Regions from separate parts of the Homo sapiens genome. Here region 1 is linked to region 2. Evidence: read pairs that join two places in POLR2A ChIA-PET (ENCODE). Cell type or tissue: HepG2. All regions are shown on one strand. Each heading gives the region's core, and the rest is flanking DNA. Links, peaks and the distances in the headings are about the cores only. Region 1 has its middle 58 kb from the start of CRYM. Region 2 overlaps CRYM (crystallin mu).

What was found. Peaks named below come from ENCODE experiments on the same cell type or tissue, not always from the same donor. Only the 100,000 strongest peaks of a DNase experiment are listed, where the experiment ranks them.
Region 1: POLR2A ChIA-PET joins it to region 2 with 6 read pairs; 3 of 35 experiments call an interaction of 5 or more read pairs at or near these places.

Annotation. Positions count from the first base shown.
Region 1 is chr16:21,328,624-21,343,619 of GRCh38, reverse strand. No RefSeq gene overlaps it. Among named protein-coding and RNA genes, the nearest start is that of CRYM, 58 kb to the right of the region's middle. In HepG2, for the core only: no CTCF peak of the experiment used is centred there; a DNase peak (open chromatin) is centred at 8,929; H3K4me3 peaks cover 1,072 bases.
Region 2 is chr16:21,257,796-21,272,791 of GRCh38, reverse strand. It overlaps CRYM (crystallin mu), which reads left to right. Exons shown (of 8, transcript NM_001376256.1): 4 at 2,901-3,002; 5 at 5,055-5,238; 6 at 10,634-10,755; 7 at 11,454-11,538; 8 at 13,947-14,271. The coding sequence ends at 14,011. Among named protein-coding and RNA genes, the nearest start is that of CRYM, 13 kb to the left of the region's middle. RefSeq lists an enhancer at 8,711-8,770. In HepG2, for the core only: no CTCF peak of the experiment used is centred there; a DNase peak (open chromatin) is centred at 11,631; H3K4me3 peaks cover 297 bases.

The DNA of each region.
Region 1 (14,996 bases), core at 7,558-10,057, 73 kb before region 2:
TGTGCCTGACAGAAATTGTGCCTGACAGAAATCTCCTCTCCTTGACTTTTTTTTTTTTTTTTTTTTTTTTTTTTGAGACAGAGTCTTGCTCTGTAGCCCAGGCTGGAGTGCAGTGGCGTGATCTAGGCTCACTGTAAGCTCCGCCTCCCAGGTTCACGCCATTCTCCTGCCTCAGCCCCCCGAGTAGCTGGGACTACAGGCGCCCGCCATCACGCCCGGCTAATTTTTTTGACATTTTTAGTAGAGATGGGGTTTTACCGTGTTAGCCAGGATGGTCTCGATCTCCTGACCTCTTGATCTGCCCACCTTGGCCTCCCAAAGTGCTGGGATTACACATGTGAGCCACAGCACCCGGCTTTTTTTTTTTTTTTTTTTTTTTTTGAGATATAGTCTCGCTCTGTCACCCAGGCTACAGTGCGGTGGCATAATCTCAGCTCACTGCAACCTCTACCTCCTGGATTCAAGCAATTCTCCTGCCTCAGCCTCCCAAGTAGCTGGGATTAGAGGCATGTGCCACCACACCTGGCTAAGTTTTGTATTTTTAGTAGAGACGGGGTTTCACCATGTTGTCCAGGCTGATCTCGAACTGCTGACCTCAGGTGATCAGTTTGCCTCAGCCTCCCAAAGTGCTGGGATTACAGGCATGAGCCACCACGCCTGGGCTCCCTGACTTTTAAACAACATTTTTTACAACTATAAAATTAATGCAGTGCTTATTGGAAATAACTGAGAAACTACAATAAAAGACAAAGGGAAAAATAAAAATTATCCTACTACCTAGAGATAGGCACTGTAAAAATGATCACACATAAATTTTTAATCAACTTCCACATATACCTATATATTTGCAATAAAAATGGTATCATGCCATAAGTATAGTCCTCACATCGCTCTCTGCTGCCCAGCTATGAATATTCAAGAGCAGAAGTCAAGTCATGAGCAATATTCCTACAGCCACATTTCAATAGCCACAGGTTACGCTGCTACATGGTATTTCAGTGAATGCCCCTAACCCACACCCTAGGACTGCTACCTCTCTCAAGTCCCAAGGCAGAATTCCTCATTGTAGTAGAAAGGCCACTGTACTCCAGCCTCAGCAACATAGCAAGACTCTGTCTCAAAAAAAAAAAAAAAAAAAAAAAATTAGGAGATATTAGAAATTGCCAGATTAGCAAAAGCTAAGAAAATTTGCTAATACACCTGCCCTATAATATAGTTCTTTCAGCTGAATGAAAGGACATTAGATGGTAACATGAAGTCACATGAAAAAATAAAGAGCTCCAGTGAAGGTAACTACATAGGCAGATATAAAAGCCAGTGTTATGATAATGGTTTCTTTTTCCTTCTATATGATTTAAAAGATAAATGCATAAAATAATGATAAACATGTTAATAGGCACACAATATAAAGATGTAATTTGCAAAAATACCAACACAAAGAGGGGCTGAAGCTTGACAGAAGAGCTTTTGTATAGTATTAAAGCTAAATTGTTATTAACCCAAATTAAATTGTTTAAGATACTAATTGTAAAATCCAAATTATCCCCTCAGAGAAGAACTAGAAAATATACAGAAAAGGAAATTAGATGGGACTCAAAATGGAAGCTATGAGAGAAAAAAGATATGACATATATAAAACAAATACCAAAACGGCAGATGTCAGTTCTGTATTTTTTTTTTTTTTTTTGAGATGGAGTCTCGCTCTGTCACCCAGGTTGGAATGCAGTGGCACGATCTTGGCTCACTGCAACCTCTGCCTCCCAGGTTCAAGCAGTTCTTCTGCCTCAGCCTCCTGAATAGCTGGGATTTCAGGCACGTATCACCACGCCCAGCTAATTTTTGTATTTTTAGTAAAGACAGGGTTTCACCATGTTGGTCAGGCTGGTCTCGAACTCCTGACCTTGTGATGTGTCTGCCTCAGCCTCCCAAACTGCTGGGATTACAGGTGTGAGCCACCACGCCCGGCCAATGTTCTGTATTATTATCTTCAATAAAAGGCAAGGGTGGCAGAATGGATTTTTTAAAAATGATTCAAATATACAAACTGGTTGAAAGTGAAAGGATGGAAAAAGATACTCCATGAAAATAACAAAAAGAGATCAGGGTGGTTATATGAATATCAGACAAAATAGACTTTAAGTAAAAATATTGTCAGAAAATTTCAATAACTATAAAAAATCAGAATGCGCTAACAGTTACAGAAGAGGAGACACACATGACTCATATTAGTAACACACAGCTTCATTAACAATTGGGAAATGTAGATTTAAATTGCTATGCGATAACATTTCATATCCCTAATTTGGCACAATTAAAAGCTTGGCAATTCTAAATATTGGCAAGAATATGGAGCATGAGGAATTCTCATCTCCTTCTAGTGAGGCTGTAAATTCATAAAACACTTTGCATGTGAGCCCTCAATGGGAAAAGAAATGATTTTTCTTGGTCTTTGTATATTAGACATGGTACAAGTTCAGATATCCACATTTTTCTTTTTTTTTTTTTTGAGACGGACTCTTACTCTGTTGCCCAGGCTGGAGTGCAGTGGCACGATCTCGGGTCACTGCAACCTCCACCTCCCAGGTTCAGGTGACTCTCCTGCCTCAGCCTCCTGAGTAACTGGGATTACAGGTGCCCACCACCACACATGGCTAATTTTTGTATTTTCAATAGAGACGGAGTTTCACCATGCTGGCCAGGTTGGTATCGAAGTCCTGACCTCAAGTGATCCACCCACCTCAGCCTCCCAAAGTGCTGGGATTACAAGTGTGAGCCACCATGCCCAGTCACAGATATCCAAAAATGTTAACAAATGAATGAATGTATAGCTGCATCCACTGACTTGACTTCCTATTCATTCCCATCTTCAAATCCTTCACAAACCTACCTTGATTGAAGCATAGCATTTCCAGGCCTATCTCAACCTGCAATATCTTTTTTTTTTTTTTTTTTTTTTTGATGTTGTCTCGCTCTGTCCCCCAGGCTGGAGTGCAGTGGCGTGATCTCGGCTCACTGCAAGCTCCGCCTCCCGGGTTCACGCCATTCTCCTGCCTCAGCCTCCCGAGTAGCTGGGACTACAGGCGCCCGCCACCATGCCTGGCTAATTTTTTTTGTATTTTTAGTAGAGACGAGGTTTCACCATGTTAGCCAGGATGGTCTCGATTTCCTGACCTCGTGATCTGCCCGCCTCGGCCTCCCAAAGTGCTGGGATTACAGGCATGAGCCACCGCGCCCGGCCTCGACCTGGAATATCTTAATCCATTTTTTTTTTTTTAAATGTGTACACTATGCTTTGTTAATTTTCATTGTTCTCTGCATGTCTTCTTATGGTGGTTCATTTTATGTGCCAACTTGACTCTCCATGGAGTATACAGATTAAACATTATTTCTGGGTGTGTCTGTGAGGAGGTTGCCAAATGAGATAAGCATTTGAATCAGTGGACTCAGTAAAGCAGATGGTCCTCCCCAATGTGGGCAGGCATCATCCAATCTGTTGAGGGCCTGAAAAGAACAAAAGGGTGGAGGAAGGGGGAATTTGCTCTCATTTCTTCCTTGTTGCCTTCTTGACTGGGACATTAGTCTGTTCCAGCCTTTGAACTGGGATTTACACCACCACCTCCCCTGGTTCTCAGGCCTTCAGAGTCAGACTGGAATTATACCACTGGTTTTCCTGGGTCCCCAGTTGTACTCTGCAAATCATGTGACCCTGACTAATGTATTTTATAAACTACTTTTTGTGCATATAATATTCATGTCCCCAAGGTCAATATTAGCTCTGTGGGGCAGACAGTATATTTCAGATACATAGGCTGGGCACGGTGGCTCATGCCTGTAATCCCAGCACTTTGTGGGGCTGAGACAGGTGGATCACCTGAGGTCAGGAGTTCAAGACCAGCCTGGCCAACATGGTGAAACCCCGTCTCTACTAAAAATACAAAAATTAGCCGGGCATGGTGCCAGGCGCCTGTAGTCCCAGCTACTCGGGAGGATGAGGCAGGAGAATCGCTTGAACCCGGGAGGTGGAGGTGGCAGTGAGCCGAGATTGAGCCACTGCACTCCAGCCTGGGCCACAGAGTGAGACTCTGTCTCAAAACAAACAAACAAAACAGAAAAGAAAGCAAAACAAAAACACACAAATACACAGAAGACACACAATGAGGATCTATTAATTAAGTGCAAGAACCCTTTCTTTCATTGAAGTAGCACTGCCATTTTCTTTCTCTTCACATATATCACTCTCATCATCAGATACTAGCATACATCAGTCCCTCCAATGGAATATACAGAAGCCATCTCCATCTCAACCCTTCCTGCTGGAAGGGTTGGACAAATACCATACATGAAGTAGCAGCTAAAGGTTAGAAAGAACACACAGACATGATCTTATTTTGGTTTTTGTCTTTTTTCACATGTATCCTGTGCTACATTAATTGTCATTGCTCTCTTCATTCCCTTCCAAATCATTTCACGTGTACATGATATTTGTCTTTTCGGTTAGAGTGTGTAAACAGAGGCTGTAGATGAGTTGGCAGCTAAAGTGTAGTTACTGAGAATATTTCACCACTGGAATCTCAGACTCACCTCTACTGAAGAAAGTGCTAACCATAAAGCTGAAGCATATTGTGGCGATGGCATAAAACAGCAAAAAGATAAAGATAAGCGTTGGGTCACTGCTTTGGATGACTGGTGCAGGTTCAACCTAGCAAAACAATTAGGAAACCAGTTTAGTCATGCTGTAAGCGGTATCACACCAAAACCAAAGAGGAAAAATGAAACATCCATAAGTGTTTTAATAGTCTTAGTGAAACTGATGACTCTGCTTAGTGAGATGGAGAGTTAACAATTTATTTCCTACAGATGGCCCATCCCTCTAGGTCTAAAGTTTTGTTTGCTGAGAGACTAAGCAGTCTCTGAGTTTCCACTGTGAAGTCAACAAAAGCCACATTTTCATCCCCTAGAAACCCGAGGCCCATCTGGCCCCACACCATGTTTCTACTTTCCCTCTCAAAGTTTATCCACAACATGCTGCAGCCAAATAGACACTTGCCTTGACAAAGAAAATTATGCACATAAAAATGATGATAATAAAATACAAAGAGAGGAACGTGAAGAAATAGGCTGCCCAGAGCATCCAATTACTGACTCCTATCATGAGCTGGTACTCCTGTGGGAGAGTTGACAGAAATCGAATATCATGTAAAATAATACATCCATACAGTGCCTTAGAGTTTTCAGAATACATTCACAAATATTATCTAGTTTAACGTCTACAATTAAAATGGGTTAAATAATGAGTATTATCATCTCCATTAATCTATCCATAAAGGATAGAATCAGGGCTCAGAAAGTCAAGAAGCTTCATCAAAATGAGTCAGCTAGTGAGTGGCAGTACTGTGATTCTTAAAAGCCCAGAGATCATCTCCCCAGTAATTCACCTTATATTGTTAAGACATGAAAAACACTTAAATGAAGCTATAAACCACTTATATTAACATCTCTTTTCTTTTTATGTACTCACCCAGAAGGTATTTAAAAAATTTAAATACATTTTAATTCACTCACAATGGTTAGAAACAAACATTAAAAATAAGATAAAAAGGAAGAAAAAGCTCACAAAATTTTAGCAATAATCTTTATGAACTATCCATTTTCTTTAGAGGTAGTTGTTTATAGATATATGTGGTATTTCAAGTTTTAACAAAAAAACTTGAATATAATGTATAAGTCTGATAAAAGATTCAAATAAGTGATATAAGTTTTCAGAGGCTATTTTAAATATTTTTACTGAGTTTTATTGATATGTCAATATTAAATTCTATGGCTTTAGTCTGTATAAGGGCAGATATCTGTATCTGCCTGGCACATAGAAGGTGTTTAATAAATGTTTGCTGAATAAATGAATGAATGAATGTGAGAATCTTTGGAAATGCATATTTTTCAAAGTTTTAAAAAATGAATACAGGACCATGTTATTACTTATAGGGGACAAAAATAGAGAGATAAAGTGTCTCTTTTAAGTTTTCTAGGGATCAGTGCTAGAACCAGACTTAACAAACAATTTTTCAATTTGTTCAATTTTAATTGAACAATTAAAATGACAAAGTATATTTAACAAAAGAAGTGCAAGAGTTCTACACAGAAAACTATAAGAAAGAAATGGAAAGAAATTAAATCATAGTAAATGGAAAGATGCCTCACTTACATGATCAGAAGACTCCATATTGTTAAGATGGTAATACCCCTCAATTTGTCCTACAGATTGAATACGATTCCTTTCAAAATCTCTGTGGTTATTTTACATAGATTGACAAGCATATCTTTTTTCTTTTCTTTTTTTTTTTTTTTTTTGAGACACAGTCTTGCTGTCACCTAGGCTGGAGTGCAGTGGTGCAATCTCGGCTCACTGCAACCTCCGCCTCCTGGGTTCAAGATCAATAAGGAAACAGAGAGAGCCCATTTAACCTAACATACACAGAGCATGCCACCCAACAAAAACAGAACACAGATTTTTCTCAAGTGTGCACAGAACATATCCAGGGTAAACCATGTTACTCCACAAAACAAATTTTATTACATTTAAAAAGACTGAAATCATACAAAGTATATTTTCTTATCACAAAGGAATAAAACTAGAAAACAATAGCAAAAGGAAAACTGGAAAATACATAAATATGTGGAAATTAAGCAAAACACTCTTAACCAACCAAAAGATAAATGAAGAAATCAGAAGAAAATGTAGCAACTGCCTTGAGACAAATAAAAACAAAACCACAACATACTAAAACTTGTGAGATGCAGTGAAAGCAGTACTCAGAGGGAAATTTATAGCTGTAAATACCTACGTTAAAGAAAAATAAAAATTTCAAATAAATAACCTAACTTTACACCTTAAGGAATTAGACAAGTAAAGTATACATAAATTTAGCAGAAAAAAGGAATTGAGATAAATAGAGAATAGGTAAATAATAGAGAAATTCAACAAAACCAAAACTTAATAATTTGAAAAGATCAACAAATTGACAAACTTTTAGCCGGACTAAGAAAAATTGAGAAGACTCAAATAACTAAAACCAGAAATGAAAGTGAGAGCATTACTTATGATTTTACAGAAATAAAAAGGATGATCTCAGAGTACTATGAACAACTGCATGCCAAAATATTGAATAACATAGATGAAACGAATGAATTTGTAGGAACATACAACTACCAAGCCTGAGTCATGGAGAAATACAAAATCTGAACTGACTTATAACTAGTAAGGACATAAAATCAGTAATCAAACCACTCAGCAAAGAACAATCCTGCACCAGAGGGCTTTACCAGTGAATTCTACCAAATATTTAAAGAAGAATAAACAATAATCCTTTTCAAACTCTTCCAGAAAACTGAAATGGAGGTAACACTTTCTAACTCATTTTATGAGACCAGGATTACCCTGATAGCAAAGCCAGGCAAAAACATGACAAGGAAAGATTATGAATATTGATGAAAAGTTCCTCAACAGAAATATTAGCAACTAAAATTCACCAGCATTTTAAAAGGGTTATATATCATGACCAAGGAGGATTTACTCCTTGAGTACAAAGAGGATTCAACAAACAAAATCAATTAATTTAATGCACCACATGCAGAGAAGAATGGAAAAAACACATAATCATCTCAATCAATGCAGAAAAATATTAACTTTTTTAAATGATAAAATACTCAATACACTAGAAATAGAAGGACATTTCCTCAACATAATAAAGGCCATATATAAAAATCTGCAGCTGACATCATAGTCTTTCACCAATGATCAGGAGAAAGACAAATATGCCTGCTTTTTCCATGGGCTAGAAATTTAAGTTCTAGCCAGAAAAATTAGGCAAGAAAAATAAAAGCCATTCAAATTGGAAAGAAAGAAGTAAAAACATCTCTGTAGATGACACGATCTTAGTCATACTTACACACAAAAAATAAATTCAGCAAAATTGTAGGATACAAAATCAACACACAAAAATTATTTGCATTTCTATATACTAACAACAGACAATCCAAAATGAAAATTAAGAAAACAATCTTATTTACAATAGCATGGAAACGAATACAATACTTAGGAATAAACAACAATGGAGACGAAAGATTTGCACAAGAAAAACCACAAAATATTGCTGAAAGAAACGAAGGCAAATATACATTAAAAACATCTCATGTGTTTTAAAATGTAGATTTTATCATTACTCAAGTATACTGAAGCCAACAGATCAGGAGACAATTGCCATTGAAAAAACAGAAATAATGATCCATTACTGGGTATATAGCCAAAGGATTATAAATCCTTCTACTATAAAGACACATGCACACGTATGTTTATTGAGGCACTGTTCACAATAGTGAAGACTTGGAACCAATGCAAATGTCCATCAAGGATAGACTGGATAAAGAAAATGTGGCAGGTGGATCATTCCAAGATGGCCAAATAGGAACAGCTCCGGTCTACAGCTCCCAGCATGATCAATGCGGAAGACGGGTGATTTCTGAATTTCCAACTGAGGTACTTGGTTTATCTCACTGGGACTGGTTGGACAGTGGGTGCAGCTCACGGAGTGTGAGCCAAAGCAGGGCAGGGCATCACGTCACCTGGGAAGCGCAAGGGGTTGGGGGATTTCCCTTTCCTAGCCAAGGGAAGCCGTGACAGATGGACAGACGGTACCTGGAATATCGGGACACTCCCGCCATAACACTGTGCTTTTCCAACAGTCTTAGCAAACGGCACACCAGGAGATTATATCCCACACATGGCTCAGTAGGTCCCATGCCCACGGAGCATTGCTCACTGCTAGCACAGCAGTCCGAGATCAAACTGTGAGGTGGCAGCCAAGCTGCAGGAGGGGCGTCTGCCATTGCTGAGGCTTGACCAGGTAAACAAAGCGGCTGGGAAGTTTGAACTGGGTGGAGCCCACCACAGCTCGAGGCCTGCCTGCCTCTGTAGACTCCACCTCTGGGGGCAAGGCTTAGCTGAACAAAAGGCAGTAGAAACTTCTGCAGACTTAAATGTCCCTGTCTGACAGCTCTGAAGAGAGCAGTGGTTCTCCCAGCATGGAGTTTGAGCTCTAAAAATGGACAGACTGCCTCCTCAAGTGGGTCTCTGACCTCCTCAGTAGCCTAACTGGGAGACATCTCCCAGTAGGGGCCTACAGACACCTCATATAGCAGGGTGCCCCTCTGAGATGAAGCTTCCAGAGGAAGGATCAGGCAGCAATATTTGCTGTTCTGCAATATTTGCTGTTCTGCAGCCTCCGCTGGTGACACGCAGGCAAACAGGGTCTGGAGAGGACCTCCAGCAAACTCCAACAGACCTGCAGCTGAGGGTCCTAACTGTTAGAAGGAAAACTAACAAACAGAAAGGAATAGCATCAACATCAACAAAAAGGACATCCACACCAAAACCCCATCTGTATGTCACCATCATCAAAGACCAAAGGTAGATAAAACCACAAAGATGGGGAGAAACCAGAGCAGAAAAGCTGAAAATTCTAAAAATCAGAGTGACTCTTCTCCTCCAAAGGACTGTAGCTCCTCGCCAGCAACGGAACAAAGCTGGACGGAGAATGACTTTGACGAGATGACAGAAGTAGGCTTCAAAAACTTGGTAATAACAAACTTCTCCGAGCTAAAGGAGGACATTCGAACCCATCGCAAGGAAGCTAAAAACCTTGAAAAAAGATTAGATGAATGGCTAACTAGAATAAACAGTGTAGAGACCTTAAATGACCTGATGGAGCTGAAAACCATGGCACGAGAACTACGTGACACATGCACAAGCTTCAGTAGCTGAATTCGTTCAAGTGGAAGAAAGGGTATCAGTGATTGAGTATCGAATGAAATGAAGCAAGAAGAGAACTTTACAGAAAAAAGAGTAAAAAGAAACAAACAAAGCCTCCAAGAAATATGGGACTATGTGAAAAGAGCAAATCTACGTTTGATTGGTGTATCTGAAAGTGATGGGGAGAATGGCACCAAGTTGGAAAACACTCTTCAGGATGTTATCCAGGAGAACTTCCCCAACCTAGCAAGGCAGGCCAACATTCAAATTCAGGAAATACAGAGAACACCAAAAGATACTCCTTGAGAAGAGCAACCCCAAGACACATAATTATCAGATTCACCAAGGTTGAAATGAAGGAAAGAATGTTAAGGGCAGCCAGAAACAAAGGTCAGGTTGCCCACAAAGGGAAGCCCATCAGACTAATAGCAAAACTCTCCGCAGAAACTCTCTCTATAAGCCAGAAGAGAGTGGGGGCCAATATTCAACATTCTTAAAGAAAAGAATTTTCAACCAAGAATTTAATATCTAGCCAAACTAAGCTTCATAAGTGAAGGAGAAATAAAATCCTTTATTGACAAGCAAATGCTGAGAGATTTTGTCACCACCAGGCCTGCCTTACAAGAGCTCCTGAAGGAAGCACTAAACATGGAAGGGAACAACCAGTACCAGCGACTGCAAAAACATGCCAAATTATAAAGACCATCAGTGCTAGGAAAAAACTGCATCAACTAACGAGCAAAATAACATCATAATGACAGGATCAAATTCACACACAATATTAACCTTAAATGTAAATGGGCTAAATGTCCCAATTAAAAGACACAGACTGGCAAATTGGATAAACAGTCAAGACCCATCAGTATGCTGTATTCAGGAGACCCATCTCATGTGCAGAGACACACATAGGCTCAAAATAAAGGGATGGAGGAAGATCTACCAAGAAAATGGAAAACAAAAAAAGGCAGGGGTTGCAATCCTAGTCTCTGAAAAAACAGACTTTAAACCAACAAAGATCACAAGAGACAAAGAAGGCCATTACATAATGGTAAAGGGATCAATTCAACAAGAAGAGCTAACTATCCTAAATATATATGCACCCAATACAGGAGCACCTAGATTCATAGAGCAAGTCCTTAGGGACCTACAAAGAAACTTAGACTCCCACACAATAATAATGAGAGACTTTAACAACCCACTGTCAATATTAGACAGATTAACAAGACAGAAGGTTAACAAGGATATCCAGGACTTGAACTCAGCTCTGCACCAAGCAGACCTAATAGACATCTACAGAACTCTCCACCCCAAATCAACAGATTATACATCCTTCTTAGCACCACATTGTACTTATTACAAAATTGACCACATAATTGGAAGTAAAGCACTCCTCAGCAAATGTAAAAGAATAGAAATCACAACAAACTGTCTCTCAGACCACAGGGCAATCACATTAGAACTCAGGATTAAGAAACTCACTAAAAACTGCAAACTACGTGGAAACTGAACAAGCTGCTCCTGAGTGACTACTGGGTACATAACAAAATGAAGGCAGAAATAAAGATGTTCTTTGAAACCAATGAGAATGAAGACACACATACCAGAATCTCTGGGACACATTTAAAGCAGTGTGTAGAGGGAAATTTATAGCACTAAATGCCCACAAGAGAACGCAGGAAAGATCTAAAATTGACACCCTAACATCACAATTAAAAGAACTAGACAAGCAAGAGCAAACACATTCAAAAGCTAGCAGAAGGCAAGAAATAACTAAGATCAGAGCAGAACTGAAGGAGATAGAGACACAAAAAACCTTTCAAAAAATCAATGAATCCAGGAGCTGGTTTTTTGAAAAGATCAACAAAATTGATAGACCACTAGCAAGACTAATAAAGAAGAAAAGAGAGAAGAATCAAATAGACACAATAAAAAATGATAAAGGGGATATCACCACTAATCCCACAGAAATACAAACTACCATCAGAGAATACTATAAACACCTCTATGCAAATAAACTAGAAAATCTAGAAGAAATGGATACATTCCTGCACACATACACCCTCCCAAGACTAAACCAGGAAGAAGTTGAATCCCTAAATAGACCAATAACAGGCTCTGAAATTGAGGCAATAATTAATAGCTTACCAACCAAAAAAAGTCCAGGACCAGATGGATTCACAGCCGAATTCTACCAGAGGTACAAAGAGGAGCTGGTACCATTCCTTCTGAAACTATTCCAATCAACAGAAAAAGAGGGACTCCTCCCTAACTCATTTTATGAGGCCAGCATCATCCTGATACCAAAGCCTGGCAGAGACACAACAAAAAAAGAGAATTTTAGACCAATATCCCTGATGAACATCAATGCGAAAATCCTCAGTAAAATACTGGCAAACCAAATCCAGCAGCACATCAAAAAGCGTATCCAGCACAATCAGTTTGGCTTTATCCCTGGGATGCAAGGCTGGTTCAGCATATGCAAACCAATATACATAATCCATCACATAAAGAGAACCAGTGACAAAAACCACATGATTATCTCAGTAGATGGAGAAAAGGCGTTTGACAAAATTCAACAGTACTTCATGCTAAAAACTCTCAATAAACTAGGTATTGACGGAACGTACCTCAAAAAAATAAGAGCTATTTATGACAAACCCACAGCCAATATCATACTGAATGGGCAAAAACTGGAAGCATTCCCTTTGAAAACGGGCACAAGACAAGGATGCCCTCTCTCACCACTCCTATTCAACATAGGGTTGGAAGTTCTGGCCAGGGTAATCAGGCAAGAGAAAGAAATAAAGGGTATTCAATTAGGAAAAGAGGAAGTCAAATTGTCCCTGTTTGCAGATGACATGATTGTGTATTTAGAAAACCCTATTGTCTCAGCCCAAAATCTCCTTAAGCTGATAAGCAACTTCAGCAAAGTCTCAGGATACAAAATCAATGTGAAAAAATCACAAGCATTCCTATACACCAATAACTGACAAACAGAGAGCCAAATCATGAGTGAACTCCCATTCACAATTGCTTCAAAGAGAATAAAATACCTAGGAATCCAACTTACAAGGGATGTGAAGGACCTCTTCAAGGAGAACTACAAACCACTGCTCAATGAAATAAAAGAGGACACAAACAAATGGAAGAACATTCCATGCTCATGGATAGGAAGAAACAATATCGTGAAAATGGTCATACTGCTCAAGGTAATTTATAGATTCAACACCATCCCCATCAAGCTACCAATGACTTTCATCACAGAATTGGAAAAAACTACTTTACAGTTCATATAGAACCAAAAAAGAGCCCGCATCGCCGAGACAGTCCTAAGCCAAAAGAACAAAGCTGGATGCATCATGCTACCTGACTTCAAACTATACTACAAGGCTGCAGTAGCCAAACAGCATGGTACTGGCACCAAAACAGATATGTAGACTAATGGAACAGAACAGAGGCCTCAGAAATAACACCACACATCTACAACCATCTGATCTTTGACAAACCTGACAAAAACAAGAAATGGGGAAAGGATTCCCTGTTTAATAAATGGTGCTGGGAAAACTGGCTAGCCATAGGTAGAAAGCTGAAACTGGATCCTTTCCTTACACCTTATACAAAAATTAATTCAAGATGGATTAAAGACTTAAATGTTAGACCTAAAACCATAAAAACCCTAGAAGAAAACTTAGGCAATACCATTCAGGACATAGGCATGGGCAGGGACTTCATGACTAAAACACCAAAAGCAATGGCAACAAAAGCCAAAATAGACAAATGGGATCTAATTAAACTAAAGAGCTTCTGCACAGCAAAAGAAACTACCATCAGAGTGAACAAGCAACCTACAGAATGGGAGAAAAGTTTTGCAACCTACCTATCTGCCAAAGGGCTAATATCCAGAATCTACAAAGAACTCAAAAAAATTTATAAGAAAAAATAAACAACCCCATCAAAAAGTGGGCAAAGGATATGAACAGATGCTTCTCAAAAGAAGACATCTATGCAGCCAATAGACACATGAAAAAATGCTCATCATCACTGGTCATCAGAGAAATGCAAATCAAAACCACAATGAGATACCATCTCACACCAGTTAGAATGGCGATCATTAAAAAGTCAGGAAATAACAGATGCTGGAGAGGATGTGGAGAAATAGGAATGCTTTTACACTGTTGGTGGGAATGTAAATTATCTCAACCATTGTGGAAGACAGTGTGGTGATTCCTGAAGGATCTAGAACTAGAAATACCATTTGATTCAGCAATCCCATTACTGGATATATACCCAAAGGTTTATAAATCATGCTACTATAAAGACACATACACACGTATGTGAATTGCAGCACTATTCACAATAGCAAAGACTTGGAACCAACCCAAATGTCCATCAATGATAGACTGGATTAAGAAAATATGGCACATATACACCATGGAATACTATGCAGCCATAAAAAAGTATGAGTTCATGTCCTTTGCAGGGACATGGATGAAGCTGGAAAGCATCATTCTCAGCAAACTATCACAAGGACAGAAAACCAAACACTGCATGTTCTCACTCATAGCTGGGAACTGAACAATGAGATCACTTGGACACAGGGTGGGGAACATCACACACCGGGGGCTGTCGTGGGGTGTAGGCTGGGGGAGTGATAGCATTAGGAGAAATATCTAATGTAAATGACGAGTTGATGGGTACAGCAAACCAGCATAGCATGTGTATACCTATGTATCAAACCTGCACATTGTGCACATGTACCCTAGAACTTAAAGTAAAATTTTTTCAAAAAAAGGGAAGTTCCATCTTAAAGGGAAATAAAAAACAGATCTGCCTGGGCGAGGTGGCTCACGCCTATTGGGGAACCTGCCCCCAGTAGTCACGTAGGTTCTTTTCTATTTTCCCTAAGCGTCGGCCAGGTTGAGAAATAAAGGGACAGAGTACAAAAGAGAGAAATTTTAAAGCTGGGCATCCGGGGGATACATCACATGTCGGTAGGTTCTGTGATGCCCCACAAGCCGCAAAACCAGGAAGATTTTATTAGTGATTTTCAAAGGGGAGGGAGTGTACGAATAGGGTGTGGGTCACAGAGATCTTGTGCTTCACAAGGTAATAGAATATCACAAGGCAAATGGAGGCAGGGTGAGATCACAGGACCACAGGACTGGGGCGAAATTAAAATTGCTAATGAAGT
Region 2 (14,996 bases), core at 10,219-12,718:
TGTAATCCCAGCTACTTGGGAGGCTGAGGCAAGGGAATTGCTTGAATCCTGGAGGCGGAGGTTACAGTGAGCCAAGATCACACCACTGCACTCCAGCCTGGACAACGAGTGAGACTCAGTCTCCAAAAAAAAAAAAAAAATTCACACCAATAAATATGAAACTACAACGCTGACAAGTGCTGTAAGAGTGTAAAGCAGTATGTCTTGATCTAGCCTGTGGCTGTGTCTCTGTAGGGGATATTTGAGCTGAGATTGAAGGATAATCAGTTACTTGTGAGGGGGAGAGGGGACAAAGCAGCCTAGCATCGTATGGCAAGGAATTAATTCATGCAAAGGCCCTGTGGTTGAAGGAAGTACATGAGCTTGGGAAGCTGCAAGGAAGCCAGTATGGCTGGAAGACAGGAAGTGCAGGGGAACATGGCATGGTGGTATGAGAGACAGCTTTAGAGATAGGAGGGCCAGACCATGCAAGGCCTTGGCAAATGCAAATGAAACAGACTTTCAGACTCTTTAAATGAGAAACCCAGCAGATTCATATACGTGTACTTAATAACCTGCATGCTTAGGAGAAAAGATTGAAGTGCCACTAATGCTGTTTAATAAATCTTATAAACATATGATTAAAAATCGGCTGGGTGCAGTGGCTTACACCTGTAATCCCAGCACTTTTGGAGGCCGAGGCAGGTGGATCACTTGAGGTCAGGAGTTCGAGACCAGCCTGGCCAACATGGCGAAACCCCATCTTTACCAAAAAAAAAAAAAAAAATTAGCCAAGTATGGTGGCACATACCTGTAATCCCAGCTACTCGGGAGGCTGAGGCATGAGAATCGCTTGAACCCAGGAAGCAGAGGTTGCAGTGAGCTGAGATCACACCGCTGCATTCCAGCCTGGGCGACAAAGCGAGACTGTCTCGGAAAAAAAAAAAAATTTTAAAAATATCAATTATCACACTATTACCAGGGCAACAAATTATCAAGTAAGACAACCAATTAGAATTACACATTTAGTTTAGGAAGTTGAAGGTTATTTTTATGGGATACTGTAACAATTTCTGAAGCTCACCTGTACTTTCAAGAATAGATTCATATTAACTGAGAACAGAAGAAAATGGTAACAATTAAGGAAAAAAATCTAATTATCCTTATCAGACAGCAACATAAGATTTCTAGTCTTGTGGATATTATCATTTTGAAACCTTTTCAAATCAGAGACGTTAAACTATATTTTATGGCACAGAATGGTATCTCTCCTTCGGTAGCTGCAGGAGATAAAATTAATTCCTAATATTTCAGAGATGCTGTTTTGCTAGTAATTAGTAGTTAAGAAGACTTTTCACTTTTTAAATATTATACTCCAAAATTCCAGTGAGTAGCATTTTATAAAAGAACAGACCACAGGGAACTCAAAGTTTACTAAATGGAATAGAGAAAAGGCAGAAGAGGGTTTTATTTAATACATATGGTGTCGAGGGCCAAGTGATGTCTTTCCTCTATGCCAGTGGTTCTCCACTGAGCATGAGTTTGCCACCTGCTCCAGAGACATTTAGGAGTGTGCAGACGTTTTTAGTTCCCACAACTTGAAGGGGTGGAAAATGCTACTAACATCTAATGGATAGAAACCAGAGATACTGTTGCACATCCTATAATACACAGGTTGGTGCCCCTCCCCAATAAAGAATTGTCCAGCCCAAATGTTAGTAGTACCGAGGTTGAGAAGCCCAGTGCTACCTCTTGTAGGTCATAGTAGGTATGTACCAGTTCTGTGCAAATAAGACTACCTCTGTCCTCATGGGGCTTAAAGACCTGTAGAAGAAAATCTACAAACAAATAAGTGCTATGGCCTGGTGCATTCTATCAAGGAGGTCAGAAAGGCTTCATTGGAGAGGTGGCACTGGACGTGAGTTGATCACAGAATCCTGCTCTCAAACACAGACACCCTCAGGAGATGCCACAAATGCTAATTCTACATTCGTCTTTAGAGGAAGACAGAGGCAGTGAAAAGATCAACAGAGTTGGCCCAGTGAATATAGCTAGAACCCTGGGAAGGAAGGGCTCACAGAATCCAGGCAGCTCTTAGAAGCAGCTCAGAGCTCTGAGAAGTGGGTATGGCTGAGCATGTACCTGAGATATGAAGAAAGGACATGGGCTTTGGAGTATGGAAGACGTGACTTTAGAGCCACACTGTGCCCTTCAATAGTTGTAAGACCTGGCTAGGTGCGGTGGCTCACGTCTGTAATCCCAGTACTTTGGGAGGCCGAGGTGCACAGATCACCTGAGGTCAGGAGTTTGAGACCAGCCTGGCCAACATGGTGAAACCCCATCTCTATCGAAAATACAAAAATTAGCTGGGTGTTGTGGCGCACACCTATAATCCCAGCTCCACGGGGGGCTGAGGTAGGATAATCACTGGAACCCAGGAGGCAGAGGTTGCAATGAGCCAAGATCGTGCCACTGCACTCCAGCCTAGGCGACAGAGCGAGACTCCATCTCAAAAAAAAAGAAAAGAAAGAAAGAAAGAAAAAGAAATAAATAAATAATTTTAAAAAGTAGTTGTAAGACCCAGAGCAAGTTCACCTTTCTGTTACCAGGGCAACCTCAGTCTCTTCATCTGTAAGAAGAAGATAGTAGGAGTCCCCAACTCGTAGGGTCAATGTCTAGACTAAATGAGATCATGGGGGCAAAGCATTGGCATACATTAGCTGTTCAGTGAAGCCTTCTTCCTTCTTTTCCCACTTGATACGGGGGAAACTAGACACAAAAGGAAATTCTCTTGATTGCCTGCAAGCTCTTGAGGGAGGCAGAAGAGAGGGCAGAAGTCACCTGATACTCAAACCATCTTAGTTTTTTACCCGTCTGCTAGGGTCTCCCTTGACCTTTGCCACTTCATTTCTCTCATATAGTTTCTGAAACCTCCCAGCAGTGAAGTGCTGTGCATCCTTGGGGCTGGGGTCCAGGCCTACAGCCATTATGAGATCTTCACAGAGCAGTTCTCCTTTAAGGAGGTAAGTCCAGGGGTGGGGGTGGGAGAGAAGAGGGAAGGGGGTGGTCCTTGACCTGTCTATACTGCTTCACTGCACCACAGGTTATTCTGAAATAATTAAGTTGTGAGCCCCATCTAGACCATTCTTGTATCTTCATGACTTCCCAGAAGCCCTGATGGAGGGGATGGAGGATAAGAGTCAGGGGAAGATCTGATTACCTGTTTCCAGTCCTCAGTTCAGAGGGCATTTGTCTGAGGATACAGCAAGCTTACTCGGTTAAAAGATTCTATTATATCTCTTGTATACATTCAGTTGTCCTTTTAGCTCCTGTCTATTATGTTTTTCTTAGGAGAATCCAGAGTTTTTAAGTATTCAAGGTTATGGATCAAGAAACTGGGTGGGATGAGACCTGGAGACCAGGAGGCCACAGCCTCTCTCTTTTGCAGTCTCCATACTGGTCCACCTTCCCCCCACTGCGTCTCATGCTTCCCCCTGGGAATTTTTGATGCTATTGTTATTTTATGTGTGTGTATGAAAGGGATGGAGCAGTTTTAAAGTATGATTTAATGATGAAAATAAAACCACTGCCTTGAGAAATATAGACTATTAGGTGAGTGCAAAAGTAATTGCAGTTTTGGCCATGACTTTTTTTTTTTTTTTTTTTTTTGAAATGGAGTCTCGCGCTGTCGCCCAGGCTGGAGTGCAGTGGCATAATCTCGGCTCACTGCAACCTCCATCTCCTGGGTTCAAGTGATTCTTGGGCCTCAGCCTCCCAAGTAGCTTGGATTATAGGCGCCCACTACCACACCTGGCTAATTTTTGTATTTTTAGTAGAGATGGGGTTTCACCATGTTGGCCAGGCTAGTCTGGAACTTCTGACCTCAGGTGATCCACCTGCCTTGTCCTCCCAAAGTTCTGGGATTACAGGCGTGAACCACTGCGCCCAGTTGCCATTACTTTTAATACAAGGAAGAAAACAAAAGAAAAATGCCCTTTCATCTGTTTTCAAAGACAGTTAATGTTTTCTGATCTTCCCTCTTCAGCTTTTTATAACATAGCTTTAGTCACGTTAGATATGCACCATTTTATATCCTCTCTTACTGAATGTTCTAACATCACTTTTCAGGTTATCTAATTTTTGCATAAAATTTGCATAGTCTTCTATCAAGAAGGGTGAAGAGGTTAACCATGCACTTCCGGCCGGGCAAAATGTCCTGTTTTTCACCTTGCTTGGTGAACTTGCTTAGACATAAAGTTTGTTTCCGTATGTATTATATTTCCTTATGAGAAATTCTGTAGGCCTTATTTTCAGTTGACGGGTGACAAGCCCTTGACCCAAACATTGAAACCTGTCAAGCAAGTCGGCAAGTCCCCAGCTCCTGGTGAGGCCGCTGCCCCACCCTCCAACCCCAGCACCTTTCAGGATTCCAGCCGTAGCTACCATTCTTGGCCTTTTCATTGGCTATGCCATTTACCTTCAAACTCGTCTGATCTTGAATTTCCTAAGTATTCTTCACCGATCAAGTTATTCCATGAAAAACATTATCATAAATAATCCTTCATATGAATCTCCCACCCATTACAACTCCTTTACGGGGTCTCAGACATAAAGTGTGAGTTCCACACAGACTTTGCCAGTTATATTTCCATTTTACAGATGTGGAAACTAAGGCTGAATGACATGAAGCAATTTCAGGAAATAGCAGAGTGGAGATTGGTTCCAAGCCTACCTGGCTCCAGAACTTGCTCTGCTAATCATTATGCTATTAATATATAATAGCTATGAAGTTACTGAGGCTGTGCCTCTTGGCCTAGAAGTGAAATACTTCCACTCATTTTAAAAGGGGAAAGTGGTAGAGAACGCTGATTTTCAAATACCTGGCTAGGTGTCTAAGTTAATGCTGTACCCCTGATCAAATGTCCATTCTCCATGGGGAATGATTTAGGAGTGATTTAGATAACCACTGACCCCTATGCCAGAGTAGTTCAACTTTCCCTCCGCATCCCTGGGCTCAGTGTAACATAAGCAGCCAAAAAATGGCGCCAATATCCTTCTTGTTACTCCCAATGAAGGTGAGGATATGGAACCGCACCAAAGAAAATGCAGAGAAGTTTGCAGACACAGTGCAAGGAGAGGTACGGGTCTGTTCTTCGGTCCAGGAGGCTGTGGCAGGTGCAGATGTGATCATCACAGTCACCCTGGCAACAGAGCCCATTTTGTTTGGTGAATGGGTGAAGCCAGGGGCTCACATCAATGGTAAGTAGAGTGGCTCCATAAGGCATGATGGGTGGTGGCCAGGCTCCTCTCTAGACGGGACCAGTCGACTACATTTGCAGAGCCAGTTTATTCATGCAGAATGCCCAAGCTATTTAAGGGCCTTGAAAACATGTGAGATTGAAAAAAACAATATTTGGCTGGGTGCAGTGGCTCATGCCTGTAATCCCAGCACTTTGGGAGACTGAGGCAGGTGGATTGCTTGAGGCCAGGAGTTTAAGACTAACCTGGTCAACATGGCAAAACCCCGTCTCTACTAAAAATACAAAAGTTAGCCAGGCATGGTGGCTTGCACCTGTAGTCCCAGCTACTCATGAGGCTGAGGCATGAGAATGGCTTGAACCCAGGAGGCAGAGGTTGCAGTGAGCCAAGATTGTGCCACTGCACTTTAGCCTGGGCAACAGAGAGAGACTCTGTCTTAAAAAACAAACAAACAATATTTGCTCCAAGAAATGTAAAAGGGAAATTACAAACCTGAAACTAAAGAATATTTAATGTTCTATAAAATGTAAGTTTTTTTTCTTTTTTTGGGACAGGGTCTCACTCTGTCGCTCAGGCTGGAGTGCAGTGGCGAGATCTCAGCTCACTGCAACCTCTGCCTCCTGGGTTCAAGCGATTCTCCCACTTCAGCCTCCCGAGTAGCTGGGACTACAGGCATGTGCCACCATGCCCAGCTAATTTTTTGTAATTTTTGGTAGAGACAAGGTTTCACCATGTTGGCCAGGCTGGTCTCGAACTCCTGGCCTCAAGCACTCTACCCACTTCAGCCTCCCAAAGTGCTGCGACTGATTACAAGTATGAGCCACTACGCCTGACCATAACATGTAAAATTATGGCAAATGGTAATTCACAGCTCAATTCTAAAATGTGATGAAATTTAAATCAGAAAGGCCAAATGAGTCACTTTTTCTTAACACTAAGAATTATAAACCTTTAAATTTCTTTTGTACTGTAATTTTTTATGTGACATGTATATGCTTTTTAATATGTGTGATAGGATGAGGGGCAGGAGAGGGGGCTCTAGACATGAGGGTGCCTGGGGCCTCTGTAGACCTTCAGATGGCCCTGGGTGTTATAGCAAGAGCTGGTCTACATCTAATACTACTGCAGGTGCTGTCATGAATTCTTTGTATAATTCTTTGTATATTAAATGACATTATTCTATGTATAATGTCATTTAATACTTATAACCAACTTATGAGGCAGGAACTATTATCATAAACATTTTATAGGGGGATGAACCAAGGCATGGAGAAATTATATAACTTTTCCAAAGTCACAAGTTTTTGTTTGTTTGTTTGTTTGTTTGTTTGAGATGGAGTCTCACTCTGTCACCCAGGCTGGAGTGCAGTGGCATGATCTCAGCTCACTGCAACCTCCACCTCCCATGTTAAGTGACTCTCCTGCCTCAGCCTGCCGAGTAGCTGAGATTACAGACACACGCCACCATGCCAGCTAATTTTTTTGTATTTTTAGTAGAGATGGGGTTTCACCACATTGTCCAGGCTGGTCTCGAACTCCTGACCTCAAATGATCCACCCGCCTCAGCCTCCCAAAGTGCTGGGATTACAGGCGTGAGCCACTGTGCCAAGCCCAAAATCAGAGGTTCTTGATGGCAGAGCTGGGATTTGAACGGAGGCACTCTATCCTCAGAGTCCAAGCTTTAAATGATACTCATGATTGCCTTCCAACAGGAAGACTGGATTCTGGTGAGCAGAGCAGGCAAATTTTAGAGGATTTAAAGATGGTCTTGGTGCCCTGTGTTTTAGTGACAAGCACATGGTGTGAACTCAGAAGCTAAGAGCTTTGCACACGTGGGCAGATGAGCCGGCGAGAGCCAAGTCAAATGATGACGCATTCAATCATACATGCTGACTGAATCTCTACCGTGTGCCAGGCACTATTCTAGATGCCAGGGATGCCACAATAACCAGGCAGTCAAGGTCACTGGTTTCATGGTGGTTAATTTCAGTGAGGAGAGATAGACAACAAACAAACACATAGAGGAACTAGATCGTTCTGGCTAAAGATGAGACCGGAAAGAACAAGGCCCTGGGTGATAGAGGCTGGTGGTGGAGGTGGAAGGTAGAAGCAGAGAGAGGTGTTTTCAATAGGGTTATCTGAGAAGCTCTCTAAGATGTGTTTTTTGAGCTGTGACCTGAATGAGGAGGAAGAGCAGCCATGCCAAGAGCTGAAGGAAAGGCATTCAGGGTAGAGGGCACAGCAGATGCAAAGGCCTTGAGTGTGGAAGCGAACATGGCGTGTTTGAGGAATGGATCAAAGTAATTTGAAAGTCTCAGGCTGCATGGGACTGGTGGTCAGACTGGGTCCAGGGAATGGGTAAGAGGTAAGTCAGGGCTGAGTTTATGGACAATAAGACCATTTCTGGAAGGACCTGGGAAATCAAAAGGAACCAGTTCATGGTGAAATGGGTTTCCAAGGCTGCATCTTCAGAAAGATGGACTTGATTTTTTTTTCAGCTTAAAACAACACATTATTATCATCTCACAGTTCCCGTGGTTCAGGAGACTGGGTGTGGGTAGCTGGATCCTCTGTGCAAAGTCTCACAAAAAAGAAATTGGGCAACATCCGGGCTGCAATCTCATCTCATGCTCGGGGGTCCTCTTCCAGGCTCCCATGGTGTGGCAGGATTCAGTTCCTTACACTGGAGGATGGGGGGAGCCCCTTTCCTTGGGGCCATTCTCAGCTCCCAGAGATGACCCAAATTTCCCACCATATGGACTCTCCATCCTCACATCCAGCCACAGACAATCTCCCTTATGTTGGATCCCTCTCTCACTTGGAATCATTCTCCAGGAAGGGCTGACTTGATTTTGAGTCAAGGCATCTCTTCTGTTTTCCTGGCCCAGGGACAAAATTGGTTTATGTGTTCACAGAGGCAACACATACATTTAAGAAAAATGTGTCACAAGCGCAGACAACAGGGAAATACCAACAACAGATTTTACTTAGTTTACAGCTCAGCGGAGGGACAGGCCCAGTTCCACCCTGCCCCATGCCTCCCTCCTCCTGCCCCCACACCCTGTCAAGCCTGTCTGCGACCCTCACTCATTTAGCCCCATCACAACCAAGCCAGAGCCTTGTTTGAGTCAGGCTTCTCTCTCTTTACTGCCTGGCCCACCTCCATCCGCCTGAGTGACCTCACACAACCCTTTGAGAACTCGCCCGGCTCATAAGCAGTGGTTGTGCAGGGGAAATAGTCCAGTGAGAAGGAGTGGCCTGAGAAACGGGGGTTTTGTTCCCACCAGCTTATGATTTATTTACAAGCTTCCTTAAGCTAGTGCTTTTGTTCTATAGAACTCTCCGCACAAACAACCTTCAAGATGGACATTTTTACACAACTCTCTTTGGAAATTAGAATGAGGGAGAACAGAACGGGAGGGAACAAAGGGAGAAAACGGGGCGGCAGTGGAAGAAGGCATATAAATGCTGTCTTATATTTGTATAAGGCTTTATAGCAGTTTTCAAAGACTAGCCAGCCAGGGGCTGGATCCAGCCAGCAGATGTGTTTGGTTTGGACCATAGAGTAATCTAAAACTCAAGGAGTGACATATGCAAATAGATTTCCTGTTTCTCTTCTAAGAAAACAACTGGGGCATATCTGGTAACAGTGGATCTACATTCACACGTGGTAATGATTAGCTGGAGCTGAACAATGACTGTCCCCTTCGGAAGGGCCTGCTGGCTTCCCCGCCCCTCAGTCTCCACCACATCTAATCCAGTCCCTCTGACCAGCTTTGTTCATTTTCATTACCTCCCTGGCCTTGCAGGCATTTGGTGGCAGCCTCTGCATTCTCCTGTGTCCTGGTGCCAGGGGGCGTGACACCTTGGATTCATCATTCTGGTCCTGGACTCCATAGAGGATGTGACAGTTCAGGGCCAGGACGGAGCCAGTTTTCTTTCTGACGAGACTTCTCCATGACCCTGACACTGAGTTTTTGTTGTTGTTGTTTTTTTTCTTTTGTCATGAGTTAAGAGAGAACCGGGGGTGAGGAGAGGGAAAGGGGCATAGTGGCAGGCGTCTGTGGTCCCAACAGTTTGGGAGGCTGAGGCGGGAGGATCACTTGAGCTCAGGAGTTTGAGGCTGTGGTGAGTTTTTGTTTGTTTGTTTTTTGAGATGGAGTCTCACTCTGTCGCCTGGTTTGGAGCACAGTGGCGCAGTCTTGGCTCGCTGCAACCTCCAACTCCCAGGTTCAAGAGATTCTCCTGCCTCAGCCTCCCAGGTAGCTGGGATTACAGGCGTGTGCTACCATGCCCAGATAATTTTTGTATTTCAGTAGAGACAGGGTTTCACCATGTTGGCCAGGCTGGTCTTGAACTCCTGACCTCAAGTGAACCACCCACCTCAGCCTTCCAGAGTGTTAGGATTACAGGCATGAGCCACTGCACCCAGCCTGTGGTGAGTTCTGATTGCACCACTACACTCCAGCCTGGGCAACAGAGTGAGACCCTCTCTCCAAAAAGAAAAAAATAGATATTAAAAGAACTGGTTGAGGGTGAGGAATGGGAATGATGGAGATCAAGAGGAGAGTGAGGTGTGAATAAGCACCAAGTGATGTCTCTGTTTCGGGATTTTTGTGAGGAAGGTGTTCCTGTTAAGCAGAAGAGGTGTGAGCGCCTAGGTGCTCTCTCAGACCTGGATTCACCCATCAGATCCTTAACCTTGGCAAACACCTTCACTTCTTTGAGCCTCCATTCGTGCATCTGTTAAGTGAGAACCAGACTTTGAAATGTACTTGCGAGAACCATAAATAGTACGTGCAAAACATCCCACAGAGAGTAGACACCCTGTAAATGAATGCTATGTCGTCTCAAAATCTTTTAGCAATGAGGTGGGATATAGAATAGAAAGGCAAAATGGTAGGTAGTTTTTTTTGTTTGTTTGTTTGTTTTTTTGAGATGGAGCCTCACTCTGTTGCCCAGGCTGGAGTGCAGTGGCATGATCTTGGCTCACTGCAACCTCCGCCTCCCAGGTTTAAGCAATTCTCATGCCTCAGCCTCCAGAGTAGCAAAGACTACAGGTGTGAGCCACCACGCCTGGATAATTTTTTGTATTTTTAGTAGACACAGGGTTTCACCATGTTGGCCAGGCTAGTCTCAAACTCCTGGCTTCAAGTGATCTGCCTGCCTCAGCCTCCCAAAGTGCTGGGATTACAGGTGTGAGCCACCACACCTGGCCTATTTCTTAATAAGTATTTCGTCCTACTGATTGGGAGAGCATGGCCTGGGGAATGAGGGGGTATTTTGAATCTGAGTGTGTTCACGAGTCCTTTGTTCACCTCTCTCCTGTGCTTTGGGCTTCTTAGCAGCCTTTGGCACTAATCCTGGGCTTAAGGTCTGTTTTGCTGTCTCTTAGCTGTTGGAGCCAGCAGACCTGACTGGAGAGAACTGGATGATGAGCTCATGAAAGAAGCTGTGCTGTACGTGGATTCCCAGGAGGCTGCCCTGAAGGAGTCTGGAGATGTCCTGCTGTCAGGGGTGAGGCCCTTCTGACCCCAGTCAGGGCTGCCACCTGGCTGGCCTCACCTGGATCCCAGGGTTTCATTAACTTCCCTTCCAGTTTGGTCTGCTCCAGACCTCAGCCACCCCACCTCCTTGTAGGGGAAGGAGCTCCTAAACATTTTGCAACCCTCTTTAATTCCATTCCAGAAAAATATGGGCATTATGGGTGGTGACATGTGTGTTCCTGGAAGGAGAAGCTCAGTGGATTTTATTTTTTTGCTGGGCTGTCCTCTAAAGAAGTGGGATTGGAAGCTTCTTGCAGCCTGGAAACCTTCCCAATGTGGCCAACATGATAAGACTGTGTTGCCCACCTTCTGGCCTCATTTTACGGTTATAATCAGCATAAAACAAGAAGGGAGCTGCTGGCATGCATGTTCAGATAACAGCATGTCTATTTCCTCACTGACACAATGATCTTGGCAGGACAGCTCCCTGAGCACCAACTCGAATCTCTGTGTTTATGGTATCACAAAAGCAAATGCCACCCCAAAAGGATTTCGGGGCCAGCCTCCTCCCTAATATCATTCAGTGTACAAAGGATCTCTCTCTTTTTTTTTTTTTTTTTAATCAAATTTATCTCTTATCCAATTCAGGAATTCCCTGGGCTGGCTTCAAAAGCCAACCCTGCACAGACTTTAGCTTCATGCCTGGGTCAGCGTATGTTTGTTTCCTAGGCCGAGATCTTTGCTGAGCTGGGAGAAGTGATTAAGGGAGTGAAACCAGCCCACTGTGAGAAGACCACCGTGTTCAAGTCTTTGGGTAAGATCCATTGCTCCCTGGGCACAAATCCAACTAGCGCACAAGGCAGGTTCACCCATTGGTGGAAAGAGCAATGAGTCACCAGACTCTGCAGCTGAATCATTGTGCTCCATCATTCAGGTCAATTATTTACATGGTTTAGCCTAGTGCTAAGCCCATGAACTCTGGAACTGAGCAGTCCTGGGTCAGAGTCCCTTCCCCGCCACTCAAAGGCAGGTGTCCTTAGGCAAGTGATCTGACCTCTGTAGGCCTCAGTTTCCTCACCACCTGTTACCATTGAGGATTAGGTGGGATTTGCATATAAAATGAATCAGTTCGGTGCAGATCTTGATGAAATTCAGAAGGTACCCTTCAGAGGTGGAGGGGGCAGGGGACAAAGATGTTAAAAGACAGGAACCTTAAGGGAAATGGCAGAGACCCAACCTGAAAGAGTCAGATGGAAAGTATAGCCTAAGCCCTGTTCATTCCCTCCTTCCCTACTCTCCCACTTGCTGCTTTGAGGAGGGCTTCCATGGGGAGCCCCCTACCACCTGAGTTGTATGGGGTACCTTATAGAAGCCCAACAAAGGGTGGGCTCCCAGTGGCCAGTCTGTCCCTTGCCCCAGGTCCTCTTCCACCCTATGAGATTGAAGGAAACAGAAGTACATGGGAACAGGCTGAGCTCGGTGGCTCACGCCTGTAATCCCAACACTTTGGGAGGCCAAGGTGGGCAGATCACTTGAGCTAAGGAGTTTGAGACCAGCCTGGCCAACATGGTGAAACTCCATCTCTACTAAAAATACAAAAATTAGCCAGGCGTGGTGGTGCACATCTGCAATCCCAGCTACTTGGGAGGTTGAGGCAGGAGAATCACTTGAACCCGGAAGGTGGAGGTTGTAGTGAGCTGACATCGTGCACTCCAGCCTGGGCAACAGAGCAAGACTCCATCTCAAAAAATAAATAAATAAAGTACATGGGAACAGAGCTGATACACCTAAAACACTGAAATACTCCCAAACTGGTTGGTAAACAGTTGCTATCCTGAGCCCCTCGAGAGTGCCCTCTGTCCCCCTCTCATGACCTTCCATACTTCGTGATCAAGCAGCAAAAGAGTAAATGCCTGGCAGAGCATCAGGAGCGCTCTGGCCACCCAGAGCCCATGCCATTGGTTAAGTATCCATGCCTTGCAGGTTGGTAAATGTCTTTAAAATCTCTCATGCACTGGAAGACAAAGGCAATACAATTTTATCTGGAGCCTGGTTCAAAGACATCACATGGATCCAGTTTTGTCTGAAAACTTCAAAGGTCATGGCAGATCAGAGGTCAGCCAGCCCTTACTTAAGGAGCCAAAATGCTGCAGAAACTTGTTCTGTCCTTTTTGGCAATTTTTGCTTTCTTACTTTTGGGGATCAGTTTATTGGTGCATTGTTTCATCTAACAGATGCGTATCAAGCACCTAATTATCTGTGCTGGGTGCAGAGGTTAAGGTATCTACCAAAATTACAAGACAAAGGGGAGATATCAAAGGATGCAGCATTCAAACTGGACCAAGCGTCAGAAAACTACAGTCCTGGGGCCAGACCTGCTCTGCTGCCTGCTTTTGTGTGGCCTATGAGCTAGAAATGGTTTTTAGATTTTCAAATGAATGGGGGGAGAAAATATTTCATGATGTCTGAAAATGATACAAAATTCAAGCTTCAGTCCCATCAATAATTTCACTGGAACACAGCCCACAGCCAGGCTCTTTTGTTTACCTGTTGGCTGTGTTTTCTACTCTAAAGGCAGAGTTGAATAATTGTAATAGAGACCCTGTGGCCCACAAAGCCTAAAGGATTTACTGTCTGACCCTTTTTGAAAAGTTTGTTCAGGCCAGGCGTGGTGGCTCATGCCTGTAAGCCCAGCACTTTGGGAGGCCGAGGTGGGCGGATCGCCTGAGGTCAGGAGTTTGAAACTAGCCTGGTCAACATGGTGAAACCCTGTCTCTACTAAAAATACAAAAAAAAAAAAAATTAGCCAGGCATGGTGGCATGCACCTGTAATCCCAGCTACTCAGGAGGCTGAGGCAGGAGAATCACTTGATCCTGGGAGGCAGAGTTTGCAGTGAGCCAAAATCGCGCCACTGCACTTCAGCCTGGGCAACAGAGCGAGACTCCATCTCGAAAAAAAAAAAAATTAAAAAAAAAAATTTGCTCAGCCCTGAGCTAGATTTAGAAAGATGCACAATTTGTTGGTGGGTGTTTCTTACTATCATATTCTCTGCCCCTTTGCAGACAATTGAAGCCTGAGCTCATCTCTGGGTATCAGTCCCTGTTATTCCAATAGGCATTGGCAACATGGACATGTATCAGGAAACTTCCAGCCATGGGGCCTGGGTTGTTTCAAGAAAAGTTGTTTTGACCAAAGGCGAACCAAATTTCTGTCTATTCTAGGAATGGCAGTGGAAGACACAGTTGCAGCCAAACTCATCTATGATTCCTGGTCATCTGGTAAATAAAACAAAGGAACTTGATGTTGAGATGGATGCTTGAGGAATATTGCTGCTGGTTCTCATAATTTCTAGAGTAAATGAGGGAGTCCAGTCCCCAGTGAACTCTCCTTTTGTGCTTATCATGTTTTACCTTAAATGCTGAGATCCTCATTTATGTTTGTAGTTGGAAAGCAAAGCTAGGTAGCCATTTCTTCTGTTCTACCAAGTTATAATAGCATTCATTTCCCTTTATATTTCCCTGAAATAAAGCACATTCCAATTGTGCAGTGTTTGCTTCGGTAACTTCTATTACTATCACAAGGAAACTGAGAGGGATCAGATGCTCCCATTTACTCCCTGGGGGAGCTACACTGGCTATAATGAAACTTCTTTTTTATGTATTTATTTAGTAGTTACAACTCACATACTCTAAGATCCACTAGTTTAAACTATACAATTCAGTAGTGTTTTTTTTTTTTTTTTTTTGGATGGAGTTTCACTCTTGTTGCCCAGGCTGGAGTGCGATGGCATGATCTCGGCTCACTGCAACCTCTGCCTCCTGGGTTCAAGTGATTCTCCTGCCTTAGCCTCACGAGTAGCTGAGATTACAGGTGCCACGCCACCACACTCAGCTAATTTTTGTATTTTTAGTAGAGACGGGGTTTCACCATGTTGGCCAGACTGGTCTTGAACTCCTGACCTCAGGTGATCTGCCCGCCTCGGCCTCCCAAAGTGCTGGGATTACAGGCGTGAGCCACGGCTCCCGGCCAAGCCTGGTCATTTCTTACAAGTGAAATTCTACTATATGTAGTCTTTTGTGCCTGACTCCTTAATGCTTAGAGGAAAAATGGAATTTCTGTATAGATCAGGGCTCCTTTGGTCATAAGTGGTAGAGACTACAACTCAAACTACCTTAAGCTGAATGAATGGAGAATGAGATTTATTGGCTCTCGTAATTAGGAACACACAGGTAACTGGTTTCAGCTACAGCTGTATTCAGGGGCTCCAACTG